Regions from separate parts of the Homo sapiens genome. Here region 2 is linked to region 1. The links are chromatin loops, found by intact Hi-C in ENCODE. Cell type or tissue: dorsolateral prefrontal cortex. All regions are shown on one strand. Links, peaks and the distances in the headings refer to the core of each region. The heading gives the core; the rest is flanking DNA. Region 1 overlaps ASIC4 (acid sensing ion channel subunit family member 4). Region 2 overlaps SPEG (striated muscle enriched protein kinase).

The links. Peaks named below come from ENCODE experiments on the same cell type or tissue, not always from the same donor. Only the 100,000 strongest peaks of a DNase experiment are listed, where the experiment ranks them.
Region 2: a loop joins it to region 1, with 5 times the contacts of the local background. A loop is called at or near these places in 93 of 110 quality-filtered maps.

What each region holds. Positions count from the first base shown.
Region 1 is chr2:219,521,644-219,534,863 of GRCh38, forward strand. ASIC4 (acid sensing ion channel subunit family member 4) reads left to right here. Exons shown (of 10, transcript NM_018674.6): 2 at 10,115-10,259; 3 at 10,358-10,485; 4 at 10,672-10,834; 5 at 11,240-11,296. Among named protein-coding and RNA genes, the nearest start is that of ASIC4-AS1, 11 kb to the left of the region's middle. RefSeq lists enhancers at 1,267-1,767, 1,768-2,268, 10,600-11,197. In dorsolateral prefrontal cortex, for the core only: CTCF peaks have their summits at 8,703 (motif pointing left) and 8,932; a DNase peak (open chromatin) is centred at 8,688; H3K4me3 peaks cover 512 bases; H3K27ac peaks cover 319 bases; H3K27me3 peaks cover 2,808 bases.
Region 2 is chr2:219,470,411-219,486,538 of GRCh38, forward strand. It overlaps SPEG (striated muscle enriched protein kinase), which reads left to right. Exons shown (of 41, transcript NM_005876.5): 14 at 1,458-1,577; 15 at 1,817-1,921; 16 at 2,480-2,686; 17 at 3,094-3,217; 18 at 3,318-3,493; 19 at 6,460-6,572; 20 at 6,867-7,035; 21 at 7,279-7,375; 22 at 7,495-7,695; 23 at 8,734-8,791; 24 at 9,373-9,450; 25 at 9,552-9,730; 26 at 10,261-10,287; 27 at 10,894-11,046; 4 more. ASIC4-AS1 (ASIC4 antisense RNA 1) reads right to left here. Exons shown (of 2, transcript XR_923921.2): 2 at 11,322-11,999. Among named protein-coding and RNA genes, the nearest start is that of SPEGNB, 18 kb to the right of the region's middle. RefSeq lists enhancers at 4,840-5,547, 6,255-6,962, 13,849-14,650 and a silencer at 5,877-6,171. In dorsolateral prefrontal cortex, for the core only: a CTCF peak has its summit at 6,031 (motif pointing right); a DNase peak (open chromatin) is centred at 6,041.

The sequences.
Region 1 (13,220 bases), core at 5,221-13,220:
GGGTGGAGCCTGAGGTGGTCCAGGAGAGATGGACAGCCACCCTGCAGGAGGGGACAGAGGCCGGCCTCAGGCTGCCTCTGAGTTATAAGTTATAAGTATTCCTGAGTTATAAGTATTCCTTGCCCTTCCAGGCTGGCCCTGCAGCCCACCTCCTTTGAGCAGCTGGGAAGAGGAGGTGGGAACGGCCAGCACTGGGGGCAGGAGGCCCGAGGGGAGAAGATCTGCCACGTTTGTTTGTTTTTTAATTTTTTTGCAAATCATGGTGGAAACTTAGGGTCTTCAGAAGGATGAGTGAGGATGGGAAGGCAGGAGGAGGACAGAGGGGCAGAGATCCTGAGAGTGGAGATGGGAAGGTTCAGTGGTGTGTTTTCTAGGAAGAGGTGGGCAGGGGTCTGCACTTCTTCCCCTGGCTCCTAGGCTGGGGCTGGCAGCGCTGGAAATCCAACCCACCCCTCAAATGCTCACCATGCCCTTGGGACACCCGTGGGTGTTGGGTTGGAGGGGGAGCAGTTCCAGAGAGATAGGCACGGGCTGCAGCAGCCGAGGCGGCAGCAAGAGTTCAGAGAGGAGCCACGGGATGATTAAGGGGAAATGGAGGATTGATTTAGGAGGAAAGATTAAAGGAGCTAAATCCGTGGCGCTTGGCTCAGCGGTGACTAAGCGTGGACAGGATAATAGCTTACAAATGTGTGGAAGGTGTAAATACCAAACGGGGGGAGGGGAGGCGGCTCGGCGGGCCCGGAGGGTGGGGTGGGGGCTGGGCAGGTCCCCGGGGAGGGCTGGGAACCCCTGGGCGACTGCCCGGTGGGGTCGGCCCCTCCCCAGTGGGGGCTCACGGGGGAAGGAAACGGGACGTTGGGGAGCCCCAGGTTCCCAGTAGGGGTTCCGTTTCTGGTCGCAGCCTCCCGGGCCTCGTGCTGATCATGTCTCACTCCCGCCTGGCTGGGGATCTGAGGTCGCGGGTTCAAATCCCACCCGAGCACCCAAGTCCCTCAGTGCCCCCGGCCCCGGGCCTTTTGGCCGCTTCAGGCCCGCCAGCCAGGCCCAGCTCCGCATCCATCTCCTCGGGACCCCCGCCCCCGTCGCCCCCTCCCCGGCCGCCGCGGGGGCGGGCGGCGGTGTTTCCCTCCGCGGTGGAAGCCTCTGGCGCTGCTGTGTGCGGAGGTCACTTTGCCGAGGAGCCGGGAGCCGGGGGAATGCAAATGAGGCAGACCCAGGGAGGAGAGCGGAGGAGCCCGCAGGAGATGGGAGGGAGGGCGCTCGGGAGCCGTGATGGATGCCTGGCCCGCGGGAGGGAGCGGAGGGCGGCGAGGCGCGCGAGCCGGTGGGTGCGGCCCTCTGGGTGCGGGTGGGCCAGGCCTGGGCGGCCAGGCTGTGTGTGCGGGAGAGGGCGGGGGGCCAGGGATCCTGGCAGGCGCACACCCACCCACCCACCGTCCCCGCCGCCTCTTTCTGTCTTGTCTCCTGAACTCCCGCCTGGCTGTGGGAGTGTGCTCCACTGTATAAGCAAAACTCTTGACGAGGAACTTTGCATCGAGGGGCGGGAATGTCAGGGAAGGACTTACTTACCAATTCACCAATTAAAAACTGACTTTCTAGGGTGTAAGGCCTAAGCGGTCGCTGCCTGGGGAATGGTTTTGACCGTTTACCTGGGTCCCGGAGGCCTTCATCCTCCCGTTCTCCTCTCCCGTGGAAGCGCGGCGCCCGCCGGGGACCACAGCCTTCTTCCACGGCCCCCAGCCCTCCCTGGCTCCTAGGGCTCCCCTGTCCCTTCCACCACAGCTCACACATTTACATTTGAACAAACACCTCAGCCATTGCCTCCTAGATCCACTGTAGGGAGGAAGTGGCCCTGAAAAGCTCATGGGTGGCGGTGGAGGTGGGGGGTCCCTGTATGCACGTGTAGAACTAAGCCTGCTGAGGGCGCTGTGTCTTCCTCTTTCTTGAGTGTGGCATTGTCTGATGCCCCTCCTGGGTGAGCCAGGTGGCTTGTTTAGAGAAGTTTTTCCTGACCCTGCAAGCCAAATTGAGCTCCTGTTCCACCGTGGTGACCTTGGCTAGGTCACCCCATCACTACAAGGATCACAACTAGTAACAATTTATCCATTTGTGTGACTGGTGGATTTGTGAACATGCCTGGTGCAGTTCAAAGTGTTTATGTTGTAAGTGCCCCATAAGCACTTTTTTTTTTTTTTGAGACAGGGTCACGCTCTGTTGCCCAGGCTGGAGTGCAGTGGTGCCATCACGGTGGCTCCCTGCAGCCTCAACCTCCCAGACTCAAGAGATCCTCCCACCTCAGCCTCCTGAGTAGCTGGGACTACATGTGTGAGCCACCATGCCTGGCTAATTTATTATTATTTGTAGAGACGAGGTCTCGCTATGTTGCCTAGATTGGTCTCAAATTCTTGGGCTCAATCGATCCTCCTACCTTGGCCTCCTAAAGTGCCGGGATTACAAGTGTGAGCCACCGTGCCTAGCCCATAAGTACTTTGAATGAATGAATGTCTCTGCAGCCAGACAGCAAGCTCCTTGAGGGCAGAGGCTGTCTGTTTTGTTCTCTGTTGCATGTCCAGCACCAAGCACACAGTGCCTGACACTGTTGAGCACAGGCTCAATGAATAGTGTTGGACAAAGTAAGTGTTGTTTGAACATTCACCAGTTCTTGAGCGCCTACTATTTGTAGGTACTGTGTGCCAAGTGTATGTCACACAGTGGCTATGGGTGGACTCCAGGGCCAGACTGCCTGGTCCCCTGTCAGCTTCCTTATCCTCTCTGTACCTCCGTTACCCTGTCTGTAAAATGAAAACGATAGGACTACTGCCATATAGGAGTTTTGTGAGGGTTAAGGGGTTAATCTATATAAAGTGCTTAGAACTGTGCCTGGCACAGAGGTAAGCACTAAGTAAATATTAGTGGTTGCTATGATTTACGTACATTCTGTCTTTCCTCATAACACCTTTGAAGGGCGCCTGTTGTTACTGCCATTTTACAGATGAAAAATGGAGGATCAGAGAGGTTAATTGATTGAATCTGAATCCCACAGACTTAACTAAGGGCAAGGCCCAGATGTAAACTAGGTTGGGCTTTCCATCTGGTAGGAGAGCCATATCTCAGAGCCTGGGGGTTTCGCTGTGACAGAGCTCCATCCTCTAAGCCGCTCCCAAATTGCAGAGAGAGCCTGCAAGGTGCTTGATGCCCTGTGAGGTTGCGCCCAGTGGGGATCCAAGATCAAAATGGCTGCACTGTCCTGGCAGGAAGCTCCATTCCCCAAAGGGCCTCACCCCTCCCTTGAGCACCTGCCAGGAATCACTGAATTGATCTCTAATCCTCTCATGTAACTTTAGGAGGAGGAATTACCATTCCCCTTTTACAGATGAGCAAACCGAGGCTCAGAGAGGTTTAATCACACATCTGAGGTTGTTTGTCCAAAGTTGGTGGGAGAGGCTGGATTTGAACCCTGTTCTGTCAGCCTACAAAATATATGCCCCTTTCCCCATGTTATGAGCCTCCTGTGTATCCATTTCCAGCACCACATAGTGATCAATCTCTGCCCTAGCTTGGTTCATGCTGGTCTCTACAAAACCTTTATTACTGGTGCACGTATATGACTGCACTTTGCAAATGCCTTTCACATACTTCCTCTCTTTTGAGATGTACAACTAATCTGTGAAATAAGCAGGGATTTCTGTCTCTACTTGACACATGAAGAAACTGAGGCCCAGAGAAGTTGATAAATCACTTTACTAACCTAAGTCACACAGGCTATCTGTGATGGAGCTGGAGCTGAAACCAGGGCCTGCTGACTCCCAGGGAGGTGATGTTGGCCCGTGAACCTGGGGTCCACTTCTGAATCTGCACCTGTTTTCTGCATGCCCTTGGATCTGAACCTTGCCGTCTCTAGGCTTGTTTCTGCCTTTGTACAATGAGTGATTGGACTGAGTGACCTCGAAGTTCTGAGCAGCGCAGACACCTCAGGCATTTTGGTTGGTGCCATCTTCCTTCCTCTGCACCTGGAAAGGATAGGGAAGGAAGAGGCTTTGAACCTGGATACTGGGCCACCCCTGAATAAAGCTAGGCCCTGGGAGCTGTTCCACCCCAGGGTGCTGGTCACAGTCCAGGGCAGATGAAGATGCACCCCATTCCACTGGCCCTCTCTGGACCTAGGGGCAGAAGAATTCATTCCAGGGGTACCTAAGAGAGAGGCATGGGGGTGGACCCCATCAAGGGGAGAGCTGATAGAATTTGGGGGAAGGGATACCATGGAAGAATGTCAGGGGAAGTGCCGGGACCAGAGGCAGGGTGCCCAGAAGGCAGTGGAGATAAAGCCCAGGCCGAAGATTAGCTCTGGGATTAGCCTGGCCTCAGCATCTCCTGGCTGCTTCTTATCTCCTGGAGGCCCAGGGCCCTCCCCCTGCCACAGCTCTGAGCCCTGGCCCCGCTAATTGCCTGTTAACCCTGTGGGCTCTGCGAGGGAGGGAGGATGCAAGCAAGCCAGCCAGGGAGAGAGCTTTCTGGAGAAACGGAAGCTGTGAATAGATAGAGTTCCGAGGGCTGAGAGAAGCCACTGCTCTCAGGAGGAGCAAGCTCTGGACAACTCTCTCCCAACCCCTCATCACTGTCTCAGGCAGACCCTGAGAGAGAGGGGCCAGGGAGAAGGAGGTGGAGGGCACCTGGAGAGGGGTTCCTGGCATGTTGGGTCAGGGTGGGGAGCCTCAGGCCCAGGGAAAAGTCTAGGAGGAAGACAAGAGGCTGAGACTCGACAGCCAGACTAAGGGATGGATAGAGAAGAAAGCAAATAGGATAGAGAGTGCAGTGGGCAAGGGACAAAAAGGTCAGGGGGCATCCAGGACAATGGGAGAGAAAGAGGCCAAGGGGATGGACAGGTCAACAGAGGGCAGGGGCAGAGAAACAGAGTCCAAGTGGATAACTGATCAGGGGCAGGGACAGACGGGTCAGGCGGATAGAGAAGGACTCGAGAGACAGACTGAGATCAGGAAACAGAGGCTAGCGAGGCAGACAGACCCAGGCTGGGGTTCAGGCCAACACTAAAGGGGAGGTGATCAGAGAAGGACAGGCAGGTGCTGGCCAGAAGGAAGGTGGGGGAGGGGACCTGAGTGTCAGTGTACAGCACAGACATAGTCCTGTCTAGGAGCTGTCAGCCAAGGCCGGGAGGGGCTTTGGGAGGACACATGCCCCAGCTAGGGCCAGGAGCGTGGACCTGGAGCTAAGGCAGAGAGAGAGGGAGGGCCAGACCAAAGGAGGACATGGGGGTCTGAGATGGGGACACGGCCCAGAGGCTGAGAGCTGGTGATCTGGAGATAGCCCCTCTGCCATCAGGACACTCCCTGGCCCACGACCTTCCCCTTTCCGTGACCGGACCCTGGACTCTCAACTCCTTTGCATACTGCCCCCTCTTCCTGGGCCAGTCCATGGGGAGGGAGCAGTGGACAACCTGTGGGACCTTGTGGCAGAGCTGCCGTGCCGTCTCCATGGAAGAAGCTGTGGGCTGTGCTGCCACCAGAGTTCTGCCACTTAGGAGCTGATGGCTCCACCCACCCCTGCCTGCCTGGCCCAGGGACTGTCTCCTGGGCAACGCTGTGCTCTGACCAGCAGTCAGGACTGACCCGGGCTGTGCAGGTGGCCTCCTCCTGCCAGTCTGGCCAGTCCGTTCCCTGCAGAGTATCCCTGAGACCCAGACAACTTCCACCCATCTCCCTTTGTCACCCCGACTCTGCACAGCCACCTTGAGGGTTTGTGTGCCAAGGAACCACCACCCTCGCCAGCTGGGCATTCGTTCTGCCCTGTGTAGGGTGGGCTCGGTTCCATGTAGCATGTGTCTGTGTGTGTCTGTTGGAGGTACCAGGTAGGGACGCTGCCCCAGCCCCTCCGAGAGTCAGGAGCCTCCAAGAGCCATTCATTCACTGAACACCCACCAGGTGTTCTATAAGCACCTACTGTGCTTTGACCTGGGGTTCAGTTCTGTTTGAATCTCGGCTGTCATTTATTTGCTGTGTGCCCTTAGCCAAGTCACTTTCCTTCTCTGAGCTTCAGGTACCTAATCATTAAATGGGGGCAAAAATACTTAGCTCATATGGGTTTCTTGGAGACTCAAAGGAGAAAATAGATCAAAAGCACCTATCACAGGACTTGGTACAAAGTCGGGATGTTTGATAGTGTTTGCTTTCCTTCCTCCCACCTCATACCTCCTTCTGCAAATCTCGCTGGGCTCTGGGGATGCCAAGAGGGAAACAGGACTCCTGGTCACATGGAGTTCATGGTCCCATGGGTGAGGCTGAGCTTCAGAGACACCACAACGGTGCCTGGCAGTCAGGGCTCCGCCGAGGTGGTGCTGAATGCTGAGGGACATGAGTGAGGAGCTCATAACGTGGGTACCCCACGTCGCCCATGCCTTCTTTAGCCTTTCAACTGGAGCATATACGCAAAACTGGCTGTGTCAGCAAGAGCTGATTCTAGCATCTTCTTGGTTTGAAATAGGAAGAGGTTGAGTACTTTCAGATTTCTACAAATACTAATATATGCCTCCCATCAGCATTTCCCACACCACCAGGACCCAGGAATTTTGTTTTTCTGTTTTTTTGAGACAGAGTCCTGCTCTGTCACCCAGGCTGGAGTGCAGTGGCGTGATCTCAGCTCACTGCAACCTCTGCCTCCTGGGTTCAAGCGATTCTCCTATCTCAGCCCCCTGAGTAGCTGGAACTACAGGAGCCCGCCACCACACCCAGCTTATTTTTGTATTTTTAGTAGAGACGGGAGTTTCACCATATTGGCCAGGCTGGTCTCAAACTCCTGACCTTGTGATCTGCCCTCCTCAGCCTCCCAAGTGTTAGTGTTGGGATTACATGCGTGAGTCCTGGGGTCTGGACTTTTTGTTGTTGTTGTTGTTGTTGTTTTTTGAGATGGAGTCTCACTCTGTTGCCCAGGCTGGAGTGCGGTGGTGTGATCTCAGCTCACTGCAACCTCCACCTCCTGAGTTGAAGCGATTCTCCTACCTCAGCCTCCTGAGTAGCTGGGATTACAGGTGCCCACCATGACACCCAGCTAATTTTTGTATTTTTAGTAGAGATGTGGTTTCACCATGTTGGTCAGGCTGGTCTTGAACTCCTGACCTCAAGTGTTCTGCCCTCCTTGGTCTCCCAAAGTGCTGGGATTACAGGTGTGAGCCACTGCACCTGGATGGGATAGAGGAATCTTGCACCAGGCCCATTTCAGAGTTCCTCCACCTCCAGTGACTTGCGATAAGAGCACAGGTCTAGAGTCGGGCTGTCTTGCTGGGTTCTCCTCCTTTACCTAGTGCCTTTCTACTCACAGTGTGGCCCATGGACTCTCAGCCTTGTCCAGCTCCCTCCCCACATCTGTTCTACCAGACTCTGCACTTTAAAAAGATCCCCCTGATTTGTGTGCACAATAGTGTTTAAGCCCTGGGCTTGAAAATCTTGGGAAACCAGTTGAATTCTCTGAGCCTCCATTTCTTTCTCTGTAGAATGGGGAGATAATAGTACCCACCTCACAGGGTAGTTGTGAGGATTCATCCAGATAGAACATGTGAAGCGTTTAGCACAGTGCATGGGGCATACTGAGTGCTCCTGAGCTGTCCATGACACCCACTCCTGCCCCACAGATGGATACATAGCAGGGAGGAGGGCAGGGGTGATACCTGTGGGGTCAAGGACTTGAATCTGGGAGCTGGTAAAGGTGTGTGGGGGATGTTGAGGGAAGGAGAGGACTTGGGGGACAGGAAAGGAATTGAAGAGAAGCCGATATGGAGAAGAAAGGGTGAGGAAGGTACAGAGGAACGATGCAGGAGGGAACGAGGAATGGGAGAAGAGAAAGGGACGGGACTGGGGCCCATTCCTGTCTCATCTACCTGGATGGGGCTGGGGCAGGAGCTGGATCCCGAGGTAGGCTAGGCTTGGAGTGGGGGGTGCCAGCAATGGTTTGCAGGAGCAGCTGGAGCCTCGCCCCTCGATGAGGTGCACCTCTCCTTCTTCCCAGCTGTGTGACTTTGGACGTCACTTCACTTCTCTGAGCTGTGATGTCCTCATCTGAAGTAGTTGGGATAACTACACCTAGCTGGTACTGAGGGGATGTGTGCAACGGTAGACGGCACTGTGTTCTGTAAACTCAGGGTGCTTTGTTTGTGGTGCACACGTTTTTGTTTCGGGAACGGGAGGCAGGGTGGTTGGGTGGTAGAAGAACTGTGGGAGAGGGGAGGATCAGGGCTGCGACTCCCAGAGCACTGCAGCAGGGTGGTCTACTTCTCAGGCATGGGGACTTCACCCTGCCCCCTAGGAGGTCTCAGGAGGACTCTCAGTTGGTTCGCTGCCCTCCACCCAGCCTCTCTCCCTTCTGCACTCCCCCTGTGTAGCCAGGCATTCAGGATCTCTTTTTCCTTCCACACCGCTTCCTGCCATTTCTTCCAGCTTTTACCAGTGGGAAATGTTCCCAAGGAGAGGGGAGGGGGAGCGGGAGAGAGTGATTGAGTGCGCCGACCCCTTGCCCTCAGGGAAGGTGCTGCCTGTGATGGGTTTGACCCAGGGGCTCGGCTCTGTTAGGGAAGCCTGGCAGGGGGGAACTAGAACCCGCCTCTCCCTCAGCCTGTTCTCCACCCCTGCCGCTGCGCAGCTCCTGGTGGCAGCTAAATCCCCAGCGGGAGCCTGGGCTTCCATCTCCGGGGCGCCAGCGCCATCTGCTGTCCATGCAGGAGAACTCTCCGCAGAGGAAAAGGGAGCCGGGCTTCTGTGCGGCAGAGACTGCTCATTCAAGTGTCCCTTGTGCCCTGCACTGGGCCAGAGGCTGGGGACACCAGACAGGCTCCTGCTCCTGTGCGGCATACATGCTCATTGAGGGAGATGGACAATGGACAGGAGACAAGTAGATGAACAAGATCATCTCAGGTCTTGATAAGTACCTTGAGCAAACCAACAGACATGTGGATGCATGGACGGTGACACTGAATGTGGCCGTGTGATGTAGGAGTGTGACATGCTGAGGCTTCAGTGATGGGCAGCTAGCCATACCATGAGTGTGTGTGCGGGGGCATTCCAGGAGAGGGGACAACAACAACAAAAGCCCGAGGAGAAAAGGAGTCCAGGTGTCTGAACTTGTCACAGACATGTGGGGGAGGTGGTGGGAGAGGCAGGCAAGGGCCACATCACATGGGCACTTTTGGGTTAGGGAAGGAGCATGACTTCATTATGTGGGAAATGGGAAGCTATTGTTGGGTAAGTCAGTTAGTGGTTTCATTGGATCTGAGCACTGTGGACTGGGCACCATGGCTTCCGGTAGGGAGGGGCAAGGGTGGACCAAGGTGGGAGAGCAGTTAGGAGGAGATGGCAAAATGAGGGTTGCTGGAGAAGGAAGGAAAGTGGATGGATTCTAAATGTATTTCAGAAGTGGGCTGGAGGCTGGATGTGGTGGCTCATGCTTGTAATCCCAGCACTTTGGGAAGCCAAAGCAGAAGGATTGCTTGGGCCCAAGAGTTCAAGACCAGCCTGGGCAACATAGAAAGACCCTGTCTCTACAAAAATAAAATAAAAAGTAAAAAAAAAAAAATTAGCTGGGCTTGGTGGCATATGCTTGTAATCCCAGCTGCTTGTCAGGCTGAAGCAGGAGGATGGCTTGAGTCTGGAAGGTTGAGGCTGCTGTGAGCCGAGATCGTGCCACTGCACACCAGCCTGGGCAACAGAGCAAGACCATATCTCAAAAAAAAAAGAAGAGAAAGAAGTGTCCCAGGACTAGCTGTTGGCTTGGATGCAGGAGTGATGGAAGGGGAGATTTCAGAAATTCCGACTTGAGAAACTGGGTGGATATAGTGGGGTGGTTTACTAGGGTGGAGGAAAACGGTGGGGGGAAGGCAGGGTTTGGGAAGGTGTTGATGTGCTGTTGGGTTGGAGATGCTTTCTAATCATCTAAGGGAGGCCATCAGTAGAAAAGTTGGCGCTGATTGGAGAGGCTGGGCTGTACATTGCTTGCTAGGATACGGGACTGGAGTGTCCAAGCAGATCTGGTGGCCCTCAGCAGGGAGCAGGGAACTTCGGAGTTGCCTTGGCCACTCCTTTCATCTCCCCTCCTGCTCTCTCACCCCACCTCCCAGGTCTATACTCGCTATGGGAAGTGTTACACCTTCAACGCGGACCCGCGGAGCTCGCTGCCCAGCCGGGCAGGGGGCATGGGCAGTGGCCTGGAGATCATGCTGGACATCCAGCAGGAGGAGTACCTGCCCATCTGGAGGGAGACAAGTACGCAGGCCGGAAAGGGACAAGGGCCACCTTGGGGACTGGGGCCTGGGCCCTCTGCCTGGGATGGGTTTCCAAAGGTCCCCATCTCTGCTGTGCAGATGAGACGTCGTTTGAGGCAGGTATTCGGGTGCAGATCCACAGCCAGGAGGAGCCGCCCTACATCCACCAGCTGGGGTTCGGGGTGTCCCCAGGCTTCCAGACCTTTGTGTCCTGCCAGGAACAGCGGGTGAGCATCTCCTGCTAGGCCCTGGATTGGGCACAGGGCTCGCCTTTGGGCTCAGAGGGGATGTGGAGCAAACCTGCCCTCTAGAAGCTCAGAGCCTGCCAGCTGTGTTGACTTTGCTGGGGCTGTGGGCACTGGAGGACTGGGTGGGATTCCTGAGCATGACCTCATCATGCCCCACCTCTGCAGCTGACCTACCTGCCCCAGCCCTGGGGCAACTGCCGCGCAGAGAGTGAGCTCAGGGAGCCTGAGCTTCAGGGCTACTCGGCCTACAGTGTGTCTGCCTGCCGGCTGCGCTGTGAAAAGGAGGCCGTGCTTCAGCGCTGCCACTGCCGGATGGTGCACATGCCAGGTGGGCACCCCACCCCCAGCCAGCCCTCCATGCCACCCTGCTAGGCTCCAGAGCCTCCCGGGGCAAGGCACTGCTCATGTGCACAGGCAGGTGCATGTATACAACATGTGTATGTGTCTGTACCCGTGTGAGTGTGAGTGTTTGGGATTTTTAAACATGGTTTCACATATGCATGTGGGAATGCCGGCATGCAGATGCCTGTGTGCATGTTAATATGTATTTGTGTACGTGCATGCTCATTTATATCCGTGGTTGCGTATTTGTGGGGGTTGTGTGTGTGGTGTTCAAGCACATTTATGCAAATGTGTGCATATGTGTGTGCATGCATGTATGTGCTTACATTTGGGCGTGTGGGGGACAGGGGAAGTGATCGTAGATTCCAGGAATAATCTTCTCTCCTTTCAGGCAATGAGACCATCTGCCCACCAAATATCTACATCGAGTGTGCAGACCACACACTGGGTCCGTGCTGCCTACCCTTTCCTACCTCTCCATCAGCCTCTTCATGTCTCTGTCCACTCTTCTCCTCACTGTCTTGGATCCTCCCCTCCCAATCTCTTCCTGGAGGGTTCTTCCTGGGGGTTGAGCCTTAGCCCATACTTCAGTGGGGTTGGGGAGAGGTCTGCGGACCTCTGCAGGTACAGACACTTGGGTAAGTGGAGGCAGCAGGGTGGGGGGTTGCAGAGAAGCCAGGACTGGGAGTGAAGGTCTGGGCTTCTCATCTTGGTTCAGCCAATGAGCTCACCCACTTTGAGAAAGTGAAATGACTTCTCTCTTGGTCTCAGGAAAAATGCATTGCTGGCTATCGGTGTGGGTAAGGCAAACCCCATCTGTCCACAGATCTTGCCTGATCTGCAGTTCATCCATCTATCCATCCATTCATCGATTCGCGCATTCTCCAGACCTTTACAGCCTGTGCTGGGTACTGGAGGTGAGAGTGGGGGCGACAGCCCTGCCCTTGGAGAGCTTACACCCCGGCAGGGCTGTGGACAGCCATTCCCACACAGCCCGTCAACTCCTGGAGAGGGGAGCCTCGGGTGTGCTGCAAGGCCCCAAGGAGGGGTGTGCAGCCCTAGCCTGGGAAGGTAGGGAGGATTCCTAGAGGAAGGGACACATTAGCTGAGGCTTGATGGGTGTATAAGAGTCAGGTGCAAAGGGGGACATACACTGAAGACCTGTGGCCAGAAAGAGCATGCTGTGTCCGGGGCACTGAAAGGTCTGTGTGGCTGCAGGGCAGAGAACAGGGGAGGGAGTAGAAAGAGTAGAGGAGGGAGGCCAGGCACGGTGGCTCACAAGTGTAGACCCAGCACTTTGGGAGGCCAGGGTCTGTGGATCACTTGAGCCCAGTAGTTCAAGACCAGCCTGGGCAACATGGTGAGACCCTGTCTCTGCAAAAAATAAAAAAGTGAACTGGGTGTGGTGGTGCACATCTATAGTCCCACCTATTCGGGAGGCTGAGGCAAGAGGATAGGCTTGAGCCTGGGAGGTTGAGGCTGCGGTGAGCTGGGATCACACCATTGCACTCTAGTCTGAGCTACAGAGTTACCCTGTCTCAAAAAAAAAAAAAAAAAAAAAAAAAAAGAGGAGGGAGGCTCTAGGAAGCCAACAAAGGCCTGTGGCAAGGCAGGAATGCCAGGTGAGTCCAATGAGATAGGAGGGGAGGAGACTCAAAGCCAGGGACTGGCGAAGCTGGCTGCAGTAATCCAGACACCTGGGGCCTTGGGGCTGGGTTTGAGACACTGGGCAGCCACACACATCCAGCCCTTCTCTGTCCCCCACACCACCTGCATCTGTCACAGGGGTGATTGGAGATGTTTAGTGAAGGAACAGATATGTGATCAGGAGTAAGGTGCCTGCAAGGCACAGCGGTAGACCACAGAGCTAGCAACATGGGGAGCCTTCATTCCCACCAGGCCTGCAGGAGGAGAGAGAGACCTGTGGCTGTCCGAGAGGGCTGACTGACAGCAGCATGGCTGGAGGAGCACAGCCTCTGCCACCTACGGCCTGGCAGTGAGAAAGCCAGGCGGGAGAAATACCCTGGCATCTCTTCCCTCTCACCTTCTGTTTCTGCTGGGGCCTCCTGTTGGCCAAACTGAACCCAAAGCCAGAGGACAAGGGAGTTTAGTTGATGCATTTGGGGGAGATCAGCCTCATAGGGTGCAGAGCAAGGTTGAAGAGTGGAGAGTGGATCTGAAGGGGCAGGCAGAGAAAGCCCAGCACATTGATCCTGGGAAGCTTGTCGGTCTATTTGTTCTTCTGTTCGCCCATCCGTCGATCTGGCCATCTGCCATCCATCCATCCATCCATCCATCCATCCATCCATCCATCCATCCATGCATGCATCCCAGCATCCTCTCCACACCTCCTTGTGTGTCTGAGGCCTCAC
Region 2 (16,128 bases), core at 1,679-9,678, 55 kb before region 1:
CCATGACTGTCATTCTCAGCAGCAGGCCTCCCTGTCTCCCAGTCTGCTCTGAGGCCCTGGGTGAGTGTCTGTCTCAGGATCTAAGCTGGCGTCTCCGCTTCTGCCTGTATCTGGGGTCACTGGCAGCCCTTGGCTTCTCTTCTCTTATAAATAGTGTCAGCAGAGATAAATGAATGGGTGACTGTTCTATGCAGAGATAACTGCAAAGAGAAGGGAAGGGTGTCTAGGGACAGCCCTGACATGAAGGAGGACAGTGCAGGCCTCCTCTCTGTGTCTTCGCCAGAGACAGCCTCCTTATCATCCAGGGAGCAGGGAGTAGGGAAAGAGCTTTGGAATCACATGGTACCAAGGTCAAACTATCATTTATTAGCCGTGGGACCTTGAACAAGTCAATATCTCTGACCTCATTGGTAAAATGGGGATAATTTTGTAGAGTTGTTGCAAGGATTCACGAGGGGGAAAGCATGTCAGGTACCTGGTATAGGCTGGGCACAGAGCAGGCAACTCTTGTAATATATCATAGAATGTATTTGGTACTTACTGTGTGTGAGGTTCTGGGTCTGGTGGGACAAGCAGATCTGACAACGTCAGCCCTCTCTTTAAGGAGCTTGCAGACCAGGTCAGGAGCTATGACTGATGCAAGAGGAAGAGCCCCCGCCCATGAAAAGCAGCGTGGGCCAGTGCCCATCGATGTGCAGGCGAGAGGGTTGGGGTCCTGGGAGGAGTCAGAGGATGAGGGGTAGAGAGCGGGCCAGGGGCAGGGGGGCTTCATGGGCTGTACCCACTTAAACTATGTCTTGAAGGACAAGGAAGCCTTAGGTAAGAGGAGAGCATTCCCCAAGGGAGGAATGTTGTGAGCAATGACCTGCAGATGGAACTCGGTGTCTCGTTCAGGGGCCTGATAGTTAGCCAGCATCAAGATGCAGAGGAGCAACAGAGACGTGGCTGGCAGGGAGTTTGGGTTGAGGGCTTTGCTGTCCTCCTGGAGGGCTTCCCTGCAGCTGTGCTGGAGACAGAATGGCAGTGGCCTTGGGGATGGAGAAGAAGGGCTTAGGGGAGGGGCCTTGGGAACAAAGCTTTGTTCGAGTTTTGACATAGAGGTTGTGACCATGCAGAGGTGGGAAGACGAGGGGCCAGTCAACAGAGGCAGGGACCCCAGAGGGTGGCCCAGTGTAGGAGGAAGAGAAGATGATAAGTTGCCTGGCCTGACACACTGGAGGGACAGACCAGAGGGGCCAGGGCAGATGTAGACTTGGAAGCCAGCCCGGGCCCAGACCCAGACTTTGCTGCACCATGGATGCACTTCTTGCTGCCTGCCCCATCCTTGCCCCATCCTTGCCCACTCGCCTCCTCCCTGCAGTGGATGGGGGTGAGGGACCAGGCCCGGGATGGCATGGGCCTACCCCTCAAGGTATCCTCCGGGCTCAGGCCCAGTGTCACTGTCCCTCCCCTCCCAGACAGGGATGTCCATCGCTTGGTGTTCCCTGCCGTGGGGCCTCAGCACGCCGGTGTCTACAAGAGCGTCATTGCCAACAAGCTGGGCAAAGCTGCCTGCTATGCCCACCTGTATGTCACAGGTGAGGCAGGCACCCTCGTGGTCAGCTGCACGCACAGCCTGGCCTCTGGCACTACGTGGGGGCTCAGGGAAAGGGGCCTCCACCCAGCTCCCTTCCCCTCCATCCCCTGGGGACCCTCTTGCCTTGCCCCTGCCCCTGCGGCTGAGCCCCCAGGCCCTAGCCTCCTGCCCTGAGGCTCGGTGATCCTGTGGGGCTGTTGGGCCCTTGGACCCAGCAGACATTCGAACTGCGGCTTTCAGATGTGGTCCCAGGCCCTCCAGATGGCGCCCCGCAGGTGGTGGCTGTGACGGGGAGGATGGTCACACTCACATGGAACCCCCCCAGGAGTCTGGACATGGCCATCGGTGGGTCAGGGCTGCACAGGGCCATGGGTGGGGAAGGGGTGTGGAGAAGGCAGGCTCAGGCAGGACACCATGGGGGCCAGGCCCCAGAAGCGGATGGGCAGGGGCAGGAGCTGATGGAATGCTGGTGGGACCAGCTTTGCCCGTCTTCTCTCCACGTTGCATGGGGCTCTTGCTCTGGGTGAGGAGAGGAGGCACGGGGCACTGCCACATTCCCTTCCCATCCTCAGAGTGGGTGCCTGGGTCAGGACTTGCAAATGCCCTCTCCTCGTCTTGTCCAGGATCTCCTCCCGCTCTGCCTCAGTTTCCCTACCTCAGGTATCAAGGAATTAGAGTTCAATTCCAGCCCCATCTGTGCCTGTACTGGTACCTTGTTGGCTCTTAACCTCCCAGGGAAGTGGCTGGGCAAGAGCAGATGGGGGGACAGGCAGGAAGCAACAGCAGAGACTGAGGCACGTCATCAGAGCAGACTAATGATGAGTTCCAGGGTCCCGGGCCAGCTGGATGGGGAGGGGTTACTGCTCCTGCAACAGCAGCCTCTAGTAGCTCCTCTCCCGCCAGACCCGGACTCCCTGACGTACACAGTGCAGCACCAGGTGCTGGGCTCGGACCAGTGGACGGCACTGGTCACAGGCCTGCGGGAGCCAGGGTGGGCAGCCACAGGGCTGCGTAAGGGGGTCCAGCACATCTTCCGGGTCCTCAGCACCACTGTCAAGAGCAGCAGCAAGCCCTCACCCCCTTCTGAGCCTGTGCAGCTGCTGGAGCACGGTGAGCCTGGGTGCTCCTGTCGGGTGGGGGTGGGAGCTGCTGGGATGGGGAATGGGGGCCCTGTGGTGGAGGCTCAAGGGATGGCCTGGACATGGTAACTGGCAGGAGCAGCCTAGCCGGGCGGGACCTTGGCCCATCTGTACACTTCCTTCTCCCTCCTGAAAGCAGCAGGGCACGGTGGCTGAAGCTCAGGCTTTGGGATCGGGCCTGCTGGGGTCCAACCCCACAACCTCAGCTTTGCTGCTCTCTGGCTGTGTTCCCCTGACAAATCGCTAAACCTCTCTGAGCTTCAGCTTTCCCATCTGTAAAAACGGAACTCAAGTGTTGATGAGGGGTGTTAGAGGAGTGGTGGGTGCTGAGGACCTGATGTCAAGCCCAGCACAGAGCCTGCGCTCTCCTCCTCCCAGGCCCAACCCTGGAGGAGGCCCCTGCCATGCTGGACAAACCAGACATCGTGTATGTGGTGGAGGGACAGCCTGCCAGCGTCACCGTCACATTCAACCATGTGGAGGCCCAGGTCGTCTGGAGGAGGTGGGCCCCTTTCCCACATGTGGCAGCCCAGGTCTGGCCCAGCCTGGCCGGAATGCCCTGGGGCAAGATCTGGGTGACCTCCCTGTCATGTGTCCCCTAGCTGCCGAGGGGCCCTCCTAGAGGCACGGGCCGGTGTGTACGAGCTGAGCCAGCCAGATGATGACCAGTACTGTCTTCGGATCTGCCGGGTGAGCCGCCGGGACATGGGGGCCCTCACCTGCACCGCCCGAAACCGTCACGGCACACAGACCTGCTCGGTCACATTGGAGCTGGCAGGTGGGTGACAGCGGGCCTTCTTCCTAGCCTCCCTCCAAGGCCCAAAGCTCTCTACTCACACCCCCAGGTACACAACCTGCCTGACACTGCTGCAGATCCAAACCCATGTCCTCTGGTCAGGCCTGTCCATGTCATGGCTATACAAATACCATATTAGTAATAATGACAACAATCATACTAACAAGATTTATTGGCCAGACGCGGTGGCTCACACCTGTAATCTCAGCACTTTGGGAGGCCGACACAGGTGGATTACCTGAGGTCAGGAGTTCGTGACCAGCCTCGCCAACATGGTGAAACCCCATCTCTACTAAAAATACAAAAATTAGCTGGGTGTGGCGGCAGGTGCCTGTAGTCCCAGCTACTTGGGAGGCTGAGGCAGGAGAATCACTTGAACCTGGGAGGCAGAGGTTGCAGTGAGCCGAGATTGCTCCATTGCACGCTAGCCTGGGCAACAAGAGCAAAACTCTGTCTCAAAAAAAAAAAAAAAAAAAGATGTATTGAGCCTAGTATGTGCCAGTCTCAGTACTAAGCACTTTACATGTATTGCCTCATTTAATGTTTACATCAGCCTTGTGAGTTGGGGTTGGTTATTATCCCCATTTTACAGATGAGGAGACTGAGGCCGAGGCTAAGAGTAACTGGCCCAAGTTCACAGAACCTAATAAGTACAGGAGCTGGGTTCAAGTGTGGCTGCCTGACTCCTAGCTCCTGTGTTAAACATAATAGGAAATAGTATCTCAGATATAACAAACATGGGAAGACCAAGTTGGTTTTTAAAGAAACCCATGGGCACATCTTATCACCGAACTGCCAGCCCTGAGAATCCTGGCCGCCCTTCGGCACAAGCCTGTTTGACAGAGCCTCCCAATGTTTGCAGCAGCAAGGATTCTTTTTTTTTTTTTTTTTTTTGAGACAGTCATCTCACTCTGTCACCCACACCATCTCGGCTCACTGCAACCTCCACCTCCCAGGTTCGAGTGATTCTTGTGCCTCAGGCTGCCAAGTAGCTGGGACTACAGGCTTGCACAACCACGCCCAGCAAATTTTTTGTATTTTTTAGTAGAGATGGGGTTTTGCTATGTTGGCCAGGCTGGTCTGGAACTCCTGGCCTCAAGTAATCCGTCCACCTCGGCTTCCCAAAGTGCTGAGATTATAGATGTGAGCCACCGCCTCGGGCCTTAGGATTCTTTTTATAATTTTTCCTTTAAAGATGTAGTTTCTCAAACTAGTTACTACCTAATGCATTAGGTAGTAACTGTTTGGTTTTCTAATTTGTTAATTAACTCTAGACATATGTAACCGCCACTCAGAACTCCTGATCAACATGGGCTAAACAGGGTTACCTGCTGAGTAAATACAATTCCAACCAAAAGCAAAGAAAGTGACATTTTACTTAGCACAGGCAATCTTATCATGGGTAAATGGACATTTTCTGGTGCTTTCAAAAAACCATTGAAGCTCACTTGAAACTTTCCGGTGCTTTGACCTTCATAGACTGCCCCCACCACCTCCCAGCCCATGGGGGACAGGATTCCTAGAGGCGAGGGGAGGCGTCTGTGAAGTGGAAGATAAGTGGCAATAGGGTGTGTAACAAAGAGACAGGGAACGCTTCTGGCCGTGCTGTGAAGATGGTGGGGGTGCTGGGCGCTCTTTTAAGTGTCTCCCTCCTTGCCTGCCCTGTCCCTAGCACTCTCCACTCAGTCACCACTTTACTCCTTGACAGTCCATCTTCAGGACTCACCTTTCTTCCCAGATATAGGAGGAGCCCTGAAGTTTGGGGAGCCCCTGGCCCTGAGAGCCCTGCAGCACAGCCTAGCTGGAACAGTGACCGATGGAGCCCCATTTGAGCCCAGCCAGTCAGGGCTCTGATGGGGCTGGGGCTTGCACTGACACCCCTATTCCACTAGACCCCACCCAGCCACACCCAGACAGGGCAAGTGGAGTGGTGGCCCCCCTTCCTCCACGTCAACCTCACTGCAGTGTCTTCCCCACCCCCGGGATGGCCTCCCCCGTTGTCTGTGTGCCTGTGAAGGGTGGGGGTCCACACCCGGCCGCCCTGCCTTCCCAAGTGCCTGACTCATCCTACTTCTCCTCAGTCTGAGATGCTCAAACACGCTGGGGTGGGGGGTGGGGGCTGGCGGGGGACACCTGGAAGTCACAGGCTCCTTTGCAAAGCACATTGCAATGTGTATTTAATTCCATCATGAGAATTAGAAGCTGCTTTACCAGGAAATCATATGACCATGTGATATGTATGGAGAATGAAATCACAACCACATGTGGGAGATACTGAGAGTCCATTTCTAGATGGTTTGGTTAGTATTTGGGGGTTGTTTGTTCATCTTGCCATCTCCCAGATGCTATTAATAGAAGCCCCTCTAAACATTTTTCAAAGATTCAGTGAAAAAACTTCAAGGTAGAGGCAATGCCATCCATGAGCTTAATTCAGGGTCACAGGCTGAGCCACCTGCAGGGGCCAAGTTCAGGTAGTCAGAAGCCAGCGGGTGGCCCTGTGAAGAAGGGCGGCCACCCACAGGGGGCAGCATTGGGCCACTCCTCTCCCGCGGATTCATGCAGCGAGGGGAGCGACTCAGGATGGCCAGTCCTGATTTTTCAAGAGAGGCAGGAAATCCAGATTTCTTTTGTGTGTGAAAATCTCCTAATTTCAAAGCTGCCAAATTAATACAGAAGGTCAAACAAAGCAAGCCTGCACCTTGTGCCAGGTTTCCTCAGATTTGGAGAACATCACGTTTGGATTTACGGGGCGGGGCGGGGCTTGGTCCAGGCAGGGAACTCTGTTGTCCCAGTTGGTGGGGGTGGGGGGTGGTGGCTTGCAGGGAGGCGGGGGTCTAGCGTTCTGACTGAGCCAGTCACTGATGGGGGATCTTGGGAGGGGCTGAGGAGGCAGGGTAAAGCCAGCCCCTAGCCCCTTCTCTTCCCACCCCTATCCCCATGTGTTTCAGAGGCCCCTCGGTTTGAGTCCATCATGGAGGACGTGGAGGTGGGGGCTGGGGAAACTGCTCGCTTTGCGGTGGTGGTCGAGGGAAAACCACTGCCGGACATCATGTGGTACAAGGTCAGAGTGTGCTGCTGGCTGAGCCTGGGGGAGGGAGGAGGGGCTCCCTGGGGGCGTGGGAGGGTCCTGGAAGGCCTTAGGAGGGCGGAGCCCGGGCAGAGGCGTGGTTAGGAGGAGGAAAGGGGCTGCAGAGGACTGACTAGCTGAGGGGTGCAGGGCTTTCTGTGGGAGATAAGGGAGGAGCTGACTCTGGGTCCTGGTGAGAGATGCGCTGCCCAGAGTAGGAGATGAGGCCCTGGCCCCAAGGTAGAGATGAGGCCAGGCCCAGGCTGAAGGTGAGACCCCACTCTGCAGGACGAGGTGCTGCTGACCGAGAGCAGCCATGTGAGCTTCGTGTACGAGGAGAATGAGTGCTCCCTGGTGGTGCTCAGCACGGGGGCCCAGGATGGAGGCGTCTACACCTGCACCGCCCAGAACCTGGCGGGTGAGGTCTCCTGCAAAGCAGAGTTGGCTGTGCATTCAGGTAGGCAGGAGTTCCGGAGAAAGGTAAAGCGCACACCCCCTGGAATCTGATGTGACCCTCCATGCTCTGCCCAGGAAGCAGCCAGCCCTGGACTCGAGCCACCACACCCCCAGCCCAGCACCCCGCCTTGAGCCCCCAACATTCTTGCACCTCTTCTCTCTTCTTCTTCTGTCCACCTGTCCCAGTCTCTGGCCTGCTTGCTTTCTTCCCCTCCCACCTAACACCATGACATCTCTGCCCCAGCTCAGACAGCTATGGAGGTCGAGGGGGTCGGGGAGGATGAGGACCATCGAGGAAGGAGACTCAGCGACTTTTATGACATCCACCAGGAGATCGGCAGGTGTGGGGCTAGGAGGGAAGCCAGTGGGGGCCGAGAGAGGCTGCTGGGTCTGAGGGTTGGGAGGGGTGGAGAGGGCCACAGTGATGGCTGATCTCTGACCCCCTCCCTGTGTCAACCAGGGGTGCTTTCTCCTACTTGCGGCGCATAGTGGAGCGTAGCTCCGGCCTGGAGTTTGCGGCCAAGTTCATCCCCAGCCAGGCCAAGCCAAAGGCATCAGCGCGTCGGGAGGCCCGGCTGCTGGCCAGGCTCCAGCACGACTGTGTCCTCTACTTCCATGAGGCCTTCGAGAGGCGCCGGGGACTGGTCATTGTCACCGAGCTGTATCCTGGGACAGGCTGGGGGCTAGGGGGATCCATGCCTAAATGACTGGTCCTTGTAACATCCAATAGGCAACATGTTTTACAGTTTACAAAGTAGTCCCAATTGACAATTGGGAGGGATACATCTGGAGACTTCTATGAAAACCAACAGTTTTAAGCCCATTGTTAGCTTAAATTTTCATAGCATTTAATGTGTGTGCCTGGCAGTGTTCTAAGAGTTTTACAAATATTAACCTATTTAATCCCATATATTCCTATCTCCTGGAATTTTATTATTAACTTGTATTATCCCCATTTTACAGATGAAGAGACAGGCATGGAGAGGTTAAATAACTTGCCCAAGGTCACAGAGCTAGCACATGGCCTATGCTTTTCATCATGAAATGCAGTACAATGCATCTGCATATTTGTAGTGACCCCATTTCAGATCAATACTTGGCTTTATTTAGAGGCTGTTTTCATAAGGAACAGATTTTACCCTTTCATGAAGGCTGTGGTTAAGCAAAGGCACATTGAGGTAAGGATGCTGGGTGATTGGCTCATCACCCCAGTAGCAGGGTGACCGTAACCTGCACATGAGCCTCCTGCCTGCACTGTTTGAATTCAAACCTCAGCAAAATGACAAATTATTCCATGTCATGGATCTTCTAGGTCATTCTCAAATAGAGTCAAGAAGTTCCATCCACAGTCAACAAAATTCTGCTGTAATTTGATCCCTATAAATGCTTTACAGGGTGGGCAGGAAAGGAAATGTTATTCCCATATTACTCCTGGGAGAACCTAGGCTCAGAGAAGTGAAGTGACTTGTCTGAGATCCCATAGAAAGTGGGAGTTCAAGCAGGGATGACCCACCTGTGCCCTCAGAGGACAGGAGGTGGGGAGGGGGTACACGTGGAGGAGCGGAGAGGCAGTCTCTGGCTAGTATCAAGCATTCTGTAAGGGGAAGGAGAACCCCGTGCTGAGCTGGGACCTGCCCTGAGCGCTGGGCTGGGCCGGGCAGTTGGCACTGGGCACTGTTCTCCTTGATCTGGGATGTAGCTGCACAGAGGAGCTGCTGGAGCGAATCGCCAGGAAACCCACCGTGTGTGAGTCTGAGGTGAGGGCAGTGGGTGGCAGGGGCCAGGTTGGGCACCAGCCTTCACCCACCTGAGCTTTGAGAACCAACAAATGGGTCCTGAGTGTGCCATCTGTGCCCACAGGAAGCCAGGGGTGGAGGTGGAGAGCACTGTTAGGTAGGCAGCAGAGTCCCCACCCAATGATACCAGACCCCCATCTATCTGAGACTTGTGCTATTCTCTCTAAATCTCAGCAAACCCACCCCAGCTCCTAACTGTTGTTTCCCACTCTTCATCACATAAACATCCCCCAAACATTTCTCCTGGAAGGAGCCCCACCTAGATTTTATTGATCTCACTGCAGTCCTGCCACGTCAGGCTGTACATGTTGTGCACTGCACAATTCTACTTATTACCACGCAATGGCTCCTCCCTATAATTGTGCTGTACCCTCCGGTGCATATGGTAGCCTTGGATCTTTGCAACCCCAAACCTGTTTCAGCCCCTTCCACGAGCCATCTGAAGGCTACTCCACAGGCACAGCCGGACCGCTTGCCGCCCTGGAGGTGTTCAGACATACACCACCCTTCCCCCTCAGACTCTGGGCCCACTATTTCCACAGATCCGGGCCTATATGCGGCAGGTGCTAGAGGGAATACACTACCTGCACCAGAGCCACGTGCTGCACCTCGATGTCAAGGTGAGGTGGGGACTGGAGAGCAGACAGCCCCTGTGGGAGCCAGGAGGTGAAGCATCCTTCCTTGTTCATTTGGCCCGCACACCTCGCCTTGTGTCTTCCAGCCTGAGAACCTGCTGGTGTGGGATGGTGCTGCGGGCGAGCAGCAGGTGCGGATCTGTGACTTTGGGAATGCCCAGGAGCTGACTCCAGGAGAGCCCCAGTACTGCCAGTATGGCACACCTGAGTTTGTAGCACCCGAGATTGTCAATCAGAGCCCCGTGTCTGGAGTCACTGACATCTGGTAAGGCTGGCATGCTGGGCTGGGCCGACCAGGGCAGCTGCCCTTGGGGCTGTGCTGGGGACGCGCTCACTGGCAGGGAGATTTACCGAGCCTGAATTCCTCCTGAAGGTGGGCTGGAGGCATTGTTTGCAGGGTCTCCTGCCCATGTTACTCCTTGCCCCTTGTGAGTCAGGGCTGCCCCATTCTCTCAAGGCCTCAGCCCTGTTAGTCCTTGACTCCTTGTCTCCCCTGGAAGCCGGGCCTTCCCCTCAGCATTCAGCCTGCCTCCTCCAGTAAGGCAGGCATGGTCCCATTGGTTCCCAGGCTTCCCTGGGCTTCCTGGGCCAGCCCTGCCATGACCCTGGACTTCTCCAGGCATATCTGGACCTGTAGGTTCAGGGTCCTCCCTGAAGAAGCCACTCCTGTGCCCATTGTCCATGGCAGTGTTCCCAGGGAGGTAACAGCTCACTCAGGTCAGCAGTAGCAAAGAACTGCTCCCTTCCAGTCAGAGAGGGGCGGTCCTCTTACCTATCACTCTCCTTTTCCCACAGGCCTGTGGGTGTTGTTGCCTTCCTCTGGTAAGGACCCCTCTGCAATGTCCCAGCAGTCTCCTGGCAGGTCTACCCCTAACCTTTGCAGGGCTGCAGCCCACCCCCTTCTCTTCCGCACCCCCCACTCCTTCTTGCACTGCAAGGAGCCTCATGTGCATGAAGGTGGACACCCCTGTCTGCATGCCCACACTCTGCCTGTCCCCACACCCCTCCATAAGAGGTGGGCACCCTAGATGGAGAGAGCCCAGCGCAGGCTCAGGGCCATGGAGGCAGGGAACTCCTTGGCTCTGAGTGTCCAAAACTTGGACTAGATGGGAGTGGAGCTCAGGGTGGGCACATCCCCTTGGCACAGACTCTTCACTCATGGAGAGGCCACACTGGAGGAGGGATGGAACAGGTCCTCTAAAGCACAGGCCACTAGGCCCCAAGGCAGCACCACCTCCCTGCCCATCAGGGGGGCTGGGGAGGGGACAGGGCAGGAGAGAGTCCGCAGCCTCACCTCTTACCCACATTTGCCCAGCCTCTGTCATCCTCACAACCCCAGAGCCTCCATCTGTCCCCAGCCCTGTGCCCCCACTGACATTCCCCTTTGTCCCCGCCTGCCCCTCATGACAGCCCTCTTCACCCCTGCAGTCTGACAGGAATCTCCCCGTTTGTTGGGGAAAATGACCGGACAACATTGATGAACATCCGAAACTACAACGTGGCCTTCGAGGAGACCACATTCCTGAGCCTGAGCAGGGAGGCCCGGGGCTTCCTCATCAAAGTGTTGGTGCAGGACCGGCTGTGAGTACAAGGCCCTGGGAGCCCCCACCTGCAGGGTCACCCTCATACCACCTGCCTGCTACTCCCAAACTCCTGCCCCTCGACATGCAAGCCCCCAACTCCTTAGGAGCCCTGTTTGCTCAGTTATTGACTCACTGATGACTGAACGATAAATCCCTTCTTAATCCTCATTCATTCACAGGAGACCTACCGCAGAAGAGACCCTAGAACATCCTTGGTTCAAAGTGAGTCTAGTCTGCAAAGTGGTGGCACAAAAGGTGGAGGGAGAGAGAATGTTACTAACAGCTCTATTTATTGAGTACCTACTGTGTGCAGTAACCACGTTAGGCATTGTATGTACATATGACGTATTAGCCTCACAATAGCTTTGCAAAGGAAGGCATTATTAGTCCCATTTTGTTGACAAGGAAACAGGCTCTAATCAGTGATGGAGTTGGGGGTATACATACTGGACTCCAGGGCATACGTCTGGACCTCTCCATCCTGGGCGTCCTCAGTGGAGTTCTCCCCCATGCTTGAGACCAGACCCTGGTCTTCCTGACTTCTGTCTGTCCATCTCTGTCCTGCACTGGTCCCACACAATAGCGTTGGGGGTGACCAGGCAGTCTCAGCCCCTTGGTTATGAGCTTCATGTGAGCAGGTTCTCGGTTCTCACTCATTCATCTTCAAACCCCAGTGCCTCAGGGCACAGTGCCAGGCATTGATGGGGTCTTGGGGATTTGGGAGGGGGGGTTCAGCAAATGAGTCTGGAAAGAGCGCCTGAATAAACTGTTCATGGAGGGTTGTGCCAGGTCACTTGAAGGCTGAGGTCATTCGGGTATCAGGAGTTGAATTAAGAGCCTTCTTTCTCAGACCGGAAATGAGCTCCAGAAGAGAGAGCCTGGGTGGGTAGCTGAGGGAAGCATCCGTCTTGGTCTGGACCACCAAGGCTCCAGATGTCTGGGGTGTTGGCCCTACATGGAGACAGAGGGGAGCTGGGGAGCCAGGACCCGGGTAAAGGGCCTAAGATCACAGGCCTCCCAGGGCAGCTGGTTTACCAGGACAGGGCCATGAGCCCTGGTGGAAGCTCAGAAGCCTACCTAGGGGAGCCACCAGTTTCCTGCCTCTCCCCTGGGGGGTTCAGGGGATTTGTCTTTAGGTGTGCATCTTGGCTGTAGGCATTGTCCTGACAGACCCAGGGGGAAGGGGACCCCCAGGAGCCCAGACTCAGTGCTGCTCGATCCACTCTCTCCTGCCACCCCGCCCCATGGACTTTGTCTCTCTGTTGCCAAACCTGGAGGGTCTAGGTTGACAGCTTTCCCTCAAGCCCTCTTTCCTGGGTTTGCAGACTCAGGCAAAGGGCGCAGAGGTGAGCACGGATCACCTGAAGCTATTCCTCTCCCGGCGGAGGTGGCAGGTAAGTGTGGCAGGCCAGCCTCTGTGCTTTCCACCTTCTCCTTTTCTCTAGCACTGCCTTCCCCCTCCCGTGGGCCTTCATCTCCTGCTCCTGTCTTCTCGCTTTCACTGGCTCCATGCCTAGCTTCCTGCCTGTTCCCTGACCCTCTGCATGCTCAGGCCTCTTCCCCAGGGCTGAGGTGGGCCTGGGGGGGACAATCCTGCCCCAGGGGTCCCTCAGGTCTGACTCCAGTACCCTGTCTCCAGCGCTCCCAGATCAGCTACAAATGCCACCTGGTGCTGCGCCCCATCCCCGAGCTGCTGCGGGCCCCCCCAGAGCGGGTGTGGGTGACCATGCCCAGAAGGCCACCCCCCAGTGGGGGGCTCTCATCCTCCTCGGATTCTGAAGAGGAAGAGCTGGAAGAGCTGCCCTCAGTGCCCCGCCCACTGCAGCCCGAGTTCTCTGGCTCCCGGGTGTCCCTCACAGACATTCCCACTGAGGATGAGGCCCTGGGGACCCCAGAGACTGGGGCTGCCACCCCCATGGACTGGCAGGAGCAGGGAAGGGCTCCCTCTCAGGACCAGGAGGCTCCCAGCCCAGAGGCCCTCCCCTCCCCAGGCCAGGAGCCCGCAGCTGGGGCTAGCCCCAGGCGGGGAGAGCTCCGCAGGGGCAGCTCGGCTGAGAGCGCCCTGCCCCGGGCCGGGCCGCGGGAGCTGGGCCGGGGCCTGCACAAGGCGGCGTCTGTGGAGCTGCCGCAGCGCCGGAGCCCCAGCCCGGGAGCCACCCGCCTGGCCCGGGGAGGCCTGGGTGAGGGCGAGTATGCCCAGAGGCTGCAGGCCCTGCGCCAGCGGCTGCTGCGGGGAGGCCCCGAGGATGGCAAGGTCAGCGGCCTCAGGGGTCCCCTGCTGGAGAGCCTGGGGGGCCGTGCTCGGGACCCCCGGATGGCACGAGCTGCCTCCAGCGAGGCAGCGCCCCACCACCAGCCCCCACTCGAGAACCGGGGCCTGCAAAAGAGCAGCAGCTTCTCCCAGGGTGAGGCGGAGCCCCGGGGCCGGCACCGCCGAGCGGGGGCGCCCCTCGAGATCCCCGTGGCCAGGCTTGGGGCCCGTAGGCTACAGGAGTCTCCTTCCCTGTCTGCCCTCAGCGAGGCCCAGCCATCCAGCCCTGCACGGCCCAGCGCCCCCAAACCCAGTACCCCTAAGTCTGCAGAACCTTCTGCCACCACACCTAGTGATGCTCCGCAGCCCCCCGCACCCCAGCCTGCCCAAGACAAGGCTCCAGAGCCCAGGCCAGAACCAGTCCGAGCCTCCAAGCCTGCACCACCCCCCCAGGCCCTGCAAACCCTAGCGCTGCCCCTCACACCCTATGCTCAGATCATTCAGTCCCTCCAGCTGTCAGGCCACGCCCAGGGCCCCTCGCAGGGCCCTGCCGCGCCGCCTTCAGAGCCCAAGCCCCACGCTGCTGTCTTTGCCAGGGTGGCCTCCCCACCTCCGGGAGCCCCCGAGAAGCGCGTGCCCTCAGCCGGGGGTCCCCCGGTGCTAGCCGAGAAAGCCCGAGTTCCCACGGTGCCCCCCAGGCCAGGCAGCAGTCTCAGTAGCAGCATCGAAAACTTGGAGTCGGAGGCCGTGTTCGAGGCCAAGTTCAAGCGCAGCCGCGAGTCGCCCCTGTCGCTGGGGCTGCGGCTGCTGAGCCGTTCGCGCTCGGAGGAGCGCGGCCCCTTCCGTGGGGCCGAGGAGGAGGATGGCATATACCGGCCCAGCCCGGCGGGGACCCCGCTGGAGCTGGTGCGACGGCCTGAGCGCTCACGCTCGGTGCAGGACCTCAGGGCTGTCGGAGAGCCTGGCCTCGTCCGCCGCCTCTCGCTGTCACTGTCCCAGCGGCTGCGGCGGACCCCTCCCGCGCAGCGCCACCCGGCCTGGGAGGCCCGCGGCGGGGACGGAGAGAGCTCGGAGGGCGGGAGCTCGGCGCGGGGCTCCCCGGTGCTGGCGATGCGCAGGCGGCTGAGCTTCACCCTGGAGCGGCTGTCCAGCCGATTGCAGCGCAGTGGCAGCAGCGAGGACTCGGGGGGCGCGTCGGGCCGCAGCACGCCGCTGTTCGGACGGCTTCGCAGGGCCACGTCCGAGGGCGAGAGTCTGCGGCGCCTTGGCCTTCCGCACAACCAGTTGGCCGCCCAGGCCGGCGCCACCACGCCTTCCGCCGAGTCCCTGGGCTCCGAGGCCAGCGCCACGTCGGGCTCCTCAGGTGAGGAGGGGCAGGGGTAGGGCAGCAGGTGCAGAGGAGGGTGGGGTGCGCTGGAGAGAGGCTGTGGGAGGAGCAGAGGGCTGGGGACACCCACCAGGGGCAGGCTGAGGCCCCGAGGGTGGAATCAGCAGGGCTGGAGGGGAGGAAAGCAGGAATGGCGGCAGGGCTGGGTGGGCTAGGGGTTCCTTCTGGTTCTCTGGGCTGAGGGCTGCAGAGAGGTGGGAACTTGCTGGTACTGACTGAACAAATACTCACGGGCCTGAGTCTTCACAGCCCCAGGGGAAAGCCGAAGCCGGCTCCGCTGGGGCTTCTCTCGGCCGCGGAAGGACAAGGGGTTATCGCCACCAAACCTCTCTGCCAGCGTCCAGGAGGAGTTGGGTCACCAGTACGTGCGCAGTGAGTCAGGTAATAAGAGGCCTGCTGGGTGAGGACCCTCCTCCCCTCCTGCCCTCCCCTACCCCCATCAGGGAGCAGTCATGGCTGGTGAGAGGTGGGCCACCTTGACAAACCTAGTGGAAGGGGTCTGCTCAGACAACTATAACAATAGCAGTAGCTGACATTCATTAGATAAGCTGAGTGTTCTATTAAACACTTTACAAGCACTGCCTCATTCAATCCTGCAGCACTGTTTGGGAAATATTAGTATCATTGTCTCTACTGTACAGGTGAGGAAACGGGCTTAGTGATGCTAAGGATCTGTCCAAGTCACAGGGCTAGTAAGTGGAGCAGCTGAAGTTGGACTGTGTGACCTTCTGCAGCCAGGTCCCTGAAACGGCTTCAGGACACCACTTACGTCTGTCGGGCTGGCCTCCTCTCTCCTGGGAGACCCTAGAATGTTTCTGTAACTGGCTGTACTTTTCAAGGAGCTCAAGATATAGGGCCCTCCTGCCTCCACAGTCCCCCTTTAGATGTGTGTGTGCTTGGGTGTGTACCCAAAGACACTCACTTTCTCTCCAGCCTAGAGGACCACGACCTGGATTGTGCCCCCTAAGTCTCCATTGCTCTGCAGCTCCGAACACCTGACTGCCCCTCCCTGACCCTTCTGCACAGAAAAGCAGCCTTTGGAGCTCTTTGCTAGCTCTTTGCCCTCTTCTGTTTCTCTGCCTGAGTGTCCTGGAGCTCCAGATAGGGAGGCATTCCCCATGTGGGGTCACCCCATCCCCCCTGAAAAAGGGGCATTACTCAAGGACGACAAGCAAAGGCTTCGGGAGGTTGGGTTTTCCAGGCCAGCATGCAGGAAGGGAGCGAGTCCATGAAGCCAGGCTGTGTGCAGGATCTTGACGAGCCACCAGTCCTGTTCTTCCCCCATTTCCTGGTAAAACTCAGAATAGAGTGGCTGTCGAGTCTTGCCTCAGCTGGGCTTATAGGGATTGTGTCCAGCCTTGGCCAGGGCAAAGGGGGCTGCAGTGAGAGAAAAGGATGGAGGGAAGGGCTGCTGGTGGGGAGGGGAGGGTGGAGAGTGAGGG